Linked DNA regions of Homo sapiens: region 2 is linked to region 1. A link is a loop called in an ENCODE intact Hi-C map of the cell type or tissue named here. Cell type or tissue: psoas muscle. All regions are shown on one strand. Links, peaks and the distances in the headings refer to the core of each region. The heading gives the core; the rest is flanking DNA. Region 1 has its middle 240 kb from the start of TBX3. Region 2 overlaps LOC105370003 (a long non-coding RNA gene).

Region 1 (2,927 bases), core at 181-2,680:
GTTTACAATACAGGAGGCAACTGAGTACATGAGAGTTGAAATTGTTTGTTCCAGGTCACCAACTGAGTCAATTATGTGGGGAATGAGATTGGAATGGGTATTCATTTTATAAGTGGCCTTTCAATTCTTTTTTATATTAAAAATGGCTTTTTGCCTCTTGAGGTAACCTCATTACTGTGTTAGAGTTGGATAATAAATTCTTATGTAATGAAGACTCTGCATATAAACACCCTTTGTTTAATGCTCAGTGCTATTAGAAATTATTATTTGGACTGTTACTCAATTTTTGACATTAACACAATTCCAGCAAGTCTGAACTAACTGATTCATGTGAAACAATAAAAAATGTGTGAGAGCTGAAGTGTCTGGAGGGCTTAGTCAAGAAATACTATTTTTTTTTTTTTTTGAGATGGAGTCTTGCTCTGTCGCCCAGGCTGGAGTGCAGTGGCATGATCTCGGCTTACTGCAACCTCTGCCCCCCAGGTTCAAGCGGTTCTCCTGCCTCAGCCTCCACAGTAGCTGGGACTACTGGCACATGCCACCATGCCCCACTAATTTTTTGTATTTTTAGTAGAGACGGGGTTTCGCCGCATTAGCCAGGATGGTCTCAATCTCCTGACCTCGTGATCCATCCGCCTTGGCCTCCCAAAGTGCTGGGATTGCAGGCATGAGCCACCGTGCCCGGCCAAGAAATGTTCATTTTTATGGACAGAAACTTAGCCTAGTTCAAGTCAGGAGAATTAACTGTAACAGACACCGGATGATATCCCATGCATTCAAGGGTTAGAAACAAAGTTGAGGGGACCCCACAAGTTAGGAATTTGTCATTTGAGCCCTATACAACACATTGTATAGGAAAGCCCACATTGTTATGATATAAAAATAATCACCAGAAACTCATGCACGTATTCCCCAGCAAATCTCTCAGCCCGTTTTACATGAGTGTAACTACTCACTAGTGCATCAATACCTTTGTTGGACACTCCCTCACAGGTTGCCAGATGCTATAGGTATCCGACTATACCATGCAAATGAAATGCAAATGGATTGCAAAGTGAAATTGCAAATCTTGCAAAAGATGCAGGATTTCAGAAAGTGGATGGAAATTTTGCTGGAGAAAGGCTCTAATTACAAGCAAAGCATCTGATGGATGGGAATGTGGTAGCATCAGGCCAGTTGACAGGACAGGTGCTTCAGAAGAGAATGATTTGTGTATCAAAGGATTAAGAGAGGCCCTTAGGAAAATTGATGAAGCCCTCCAGTATTTCTGAAAAAATACCCTCTTTATGATCCTGCTGCAAAAAGTCCAATGTGAAGGGAACATGTCATCTTATGGTATCATATAATTTATGTAAATATATAGTTTCAGAGAACTTGCCAAAACTTGATTTGAACTTTGTTCATTCTAAGAATCAGAACATTGTTGACTTTACAACTGGACGGTTGTTAGATATGATAAAATAACTTGTTTTTATAATTTTCAGTTTGAAGAGTTTTCAATCCCCTAGGGTTCCCTGGAATGTTTTATTAGATTGTGAAGTGTATTGAATATTCCTTGTTCTGAGATGGGGTTGGAGGTTTTGACTTGCCATTCAGCCTTGTTGCTTTAGCTGGCTGGAAACAATTGCTGCGCAAAGTAATATGTGATGGGAGAGCATCAATTCTTGGCACCTGTTTGGGTGCTGGAGTAATAAGGCTACGGCTGCTGCTGCTAACAAAAAACAGTAACAGCAAACATTCACTAGACCTTTATCATGTGCAAAGCCAAATATTTACATGGGCTATGTCATCGAATCCTCAGATCACCCTATAAGGTAACTGCTGTTTTAGACCCATTTAACAGTTGAAGACAGTAAGGTTGAGCAAAGTCAGGCATTTTGTCACTAAGTTTCAACACTTGGTCATTTGGGAAACTAAATCCCTCCTTCACAACCCCCACTTTTTTTTATTGTAGTAATGGCATTTAACATAAGACTTCCCCTTTTATACAAATTTTAAGGGCACGGTACAGTATTGTTGACTCTAGGCACCATGTTGTACAGCAGATTTCTGGAACTTATTCATGTTGCATAACTGAAATTTTACACCCGTTGAATAGCAATTCCCCCTTTTCCCCTGCTCCCTGTCACTGGCATCCAGCATTCTACTCTCATGAGGCACCAAGCCAGTCATGAGGGATCCACCCCCAAGGACCAAACTCCCCACCATGCCCTACCAGGCCCCAACTCCAACACTGGAGATCAAACATTTACATAAGATTTGGAGGAGACAAGTATCCACACTGTATCAGCTGGGGACTCGGGAGAAAACGGCAATAAGCTGGCATTAGTAAGAGCTTGAGCCTGACTTTCTACAGATCTAGTTTCGAATTCTGGCTCTGTCAATTCTTAACCCTGGGACCTTATGCAAGGGTATTCGCCATTCAATGTGGAAAGAATGGCCAGAGACTTTGTAATATTCACAGAGCTAGAAATTGAGCTGGGTTCTGGTCTTGCTTCTTTCACTCTTGAGTGTCAGACCTCATTATCCCCCTACCCCTCAGTGCAGAACCATCATGTACCATCACCATGTGGAATCACTCTTTTCTTTGTGCCCTCTCTTTATCCCCTGCAAACTCCTATGTTTACATTTATTACTTTCCATCTTAGTCTCCCCCATTAGAATATAAGTTTCTTGAATGCAGCTGTGACTTATTCCATGTTTGTACCCCTATGTGGCAGGCAGCCTCTAACGTGACCCTCAATGGATCCCCACTTCCTGGTATTGAATATAATTGTGCAATTCCCTCCCCTTGAGTGAAGAATGGACTTATTGACTCACTCTAATGCATAAAATACAAAAAAAATATGGAATATCACTTTCAAGGTTAGGTTACAAAAAGATAGTGACTTCTGTCTTGTGTGCCTTCTCTGGTTCTCTTGCTCACT
Region 2 (2,927 bases), core at 279-2,778, 520 kb after region 1:
TTCCAAAATAAAGTCACAGATAAGAGATTAAGATCCACAAGACTATTGCTCTGCTATTCAGAGCACAAAGCCTTTCTTTATCCAGGGCTTCCCTTAGGCACAGAGGGCTAACAGATATTATCAGAGTAACACATGAAAATAATATTGTCTTAGTGCAAAAGGGTTGATCTTCTCTCCTACATGGAGCTCAGTACACTTCCATCCAAGCTAGCTCATGCTATTTCACAAGGATCAGGCTATATGGATAATTTATTAAGCCAATTTGGAAGGAGGGATTGAAACTGAGAGCAAGGTTAATGACACACCCAGTGGGAATACAATGGGGACGAGGAAGAAGATGCATCTTCTTGAGTCTCAGACTGTTGTTCCATTCGTTCATTCATCCATTCACTCATTCAACATCCTGGGTGCTCACAATGTATCAGGTTCTATGCTAGACCTTGGAGACCCAACTGTGGGTAAGATGTGATCCCCGTTCCCCTTAAGGAGAGGGGGATTCACAAGCTAGAGGGGAAGGAAGACAAAGATATAGATGCCATGACATACAGGCTCTTCTGGAATCTAAGGACCATGCAGACTGATGCAGGCTGCAATGAGAATGATTAGGGATGTGTGGGAACTGAGGGATGTATCTACTCAACCCAGAGAGCTCGGGGAGGGCTTCCTGGAAGAGGTGAGGTCTATACCAGTTTCTCAACTTTGACACTATTGACATTTAGGGCTAGATAATTCTTTGTGGTTGGGGGCTGCCCTGTGCATTGTCGGATGTTTAGCAGCACCCATGGCCCCTACTCATTAGATGTCAATAGCATCATACTCTCTCAAGTTATTACAATCAGACATTGCCAAGCTGTCCCCCAGCAACAAAATCACAATCCCCCCACTGAGAACACTGGTCTAGACAGAGGAGCAAAACAGATACCCTGGAAGGCCTGGACCACTATACTATGTGGCCTTGTGCTGCATGAGCCATGATGGGAGTTTGAATTTTACTCCAGGATCGGTGGAAGCCACCAGAAGATTGAAACTGGGTGAGTGGTATGATCTGGTCTTGCTTTTCAAAAGCTTCTCATTGAATGGATAGGAGGGGCAAGAGTGGCTCAGGGAGATTAGAAGGAAAGTCTTCCACAATGAACCATTCTGGGGCCTGCAAGTGACGGCAGTGAACCTTGCTTGGCACCAGGACTGCAAAGGGGAGCCTTCTCCCTGGTCAAGCCTGGGCCCCCGAGCTGACACATCCTCCTTGGCAGTGGTCCAGGCCCTGAGCCAGGGAGGAGTTCCTCTCCCAGGTCCTCCGGCTCCAGGGGACAATGCTGACATCCCAACCATACCATGACTCAGAGCAAAGGGCCTTTCACTTTCTGGAAAGATCAACTATGGCCCAGTTTTCAAGGAGGATTAGGTGTCAAAGAGAGAACATTGAGCCTTCACTTCAGAACCCAGGCACTGAGTTCACATCAGCCAAAGAAAAGGAACTCAAACCAGACACCTATAATATGCCAGGCAGGGGCCACACCGGACACTTAGCATACTGAACCCCACATTTAAGCATACAGCATGCTGTCCTGTCACATTATCTGCTGTATACATGACCATCTTTCAAGGAATTAGAATAACATGCCCGAACTCTAAACTATTTGAAATGTAATTTCCATGACATTCCTTATAAATATCAATTATCACTGTTCCGAAGGAGGTATTGCCTTCTTAAAGATGAAGAAATAGGCTTAGAGGGGTGACATGAATTGCCCAGATTCACAACAGCTAGGAAGCTGTCCATCTAAGAATAAAATCTGAGCTTATTCCTTGTCACTGGGCTCACATTCAAAGCCCATGAGACTTCACAAATCAACATGTAAAACTATAAGTATTAACACTTCTTAAAATTCTGGACATTGGAATTGTTGGGAACTGTGATGGTTAATACTGCATGTCAACTTGATTGGATTGAAGGATGCAAAAGTATTGATCCTGGGCGTGGTCTGTGAGGGTGCTGCCAAGGGAGATTCATATTTGAGACAGTGGGCAGGGAAAGGCAGACCCACCCTTAATCTGGGTGGGCACCATCTAATCAGCTGCCAGCATGGCTAGAATATAAAACAGGCAGAAAAACGTGAAAAGACGAGACGGGCCTAGCCTCCCAGCTTACATCTTTCTCCCGTGCTGGATGCTTCCTGCCCTCAAACATCGGACTCCAAGTTCTTCAGTTTTGGGACTCAGACTGGCTCTCCTTCCTCCTCAGATTGCAGATGACCTATTTTGGGATCCTGTGATCATGTGAGTTAATACTTAATAAATTCCTATATATATGTAACTAATAGGATATATATATATCTAGTTAGTTCTGTCCCTCTAACTAGTATATATCTAGTTAGTTCTGTCCCTCTAGAGAACTGACTAGTCAGTTCTGTCCTCTCTGTCTCTCTCTCTCTCTCTCTCTCTCTCTCTCTCTCTCTCTCTCTCTCTCTCTATATATATATATATATATATATATATACACATACACACACATATGTAGATATCCTATTAGTTCTGTCCCTCTAGAGTTCCTGATTAATACAGGAACTATCATTATATTTGTCCTTTATTTTTCAAATTTATCAAAAGGAAAAACTTGTGGCAGTAGCCTTGCAGCTAATAAAAACAACAGCAGTGCATACCAGGTATTTGAATGACTATATGACATGCAATACTTCTCTCAATGTTCAGACCCATGCTATGAAGTCAAGGCTACTGTTGTTCACATTTTACAAATTAAAAAATCAAGACTCAAAAAGATCTGACACTAGAAAGTGGCAGGGCCACAATTTAAGGTGAGATCGATCTGACTCCAAAGCCCTCAGGGAACACAGCATGGTTTTTAGTGACTGTCCACACTGTGTGCTTCGTTCTCCTTGGGCTGAAGTCATGGAGACAATTGCAACCAG

The links. Peaks named below come from ENCODE experiments on the same cell type or tissue, not always from the same donor. Only the 100,000 strongest peaks of a DNase experiment are listed, where the experiment ranks them.
Region 2: it touches region 1 in a loop (2.5-fold over the local background); 1 of 110 quality-filtered maps calls a loop at or near these places.

The regions. Positions count from the first base shown.
Region 1 is chr12:114,923,534-114,926,460 of GRCh38, forward strand. No RefSeq gene overlaps it. Among named protein-coding and RNA genes, the nearest start is that of TBX3, 240 kb to the left of the region's middle. In psoas muscle, for the core only: no CTCF peak of the experiment used is centred there; no DNase peak of the experiment used is centred there.
Region 2 is chr12:115,439,352-115,442,278 of GRCh38, forward strand. The region is part of intron 2 of LOC105370003 (a long non-coding RNA gene); the gene reads right to left. Among named protein-coding and RNA genes, the nearest start is that of LINC02463, 450 kb to the right of the region's middle. In psoas muscle, for the core only: no CTCF peak of the experiment used is centred there; a DNase peak (open chromatin) is centred at 1,250.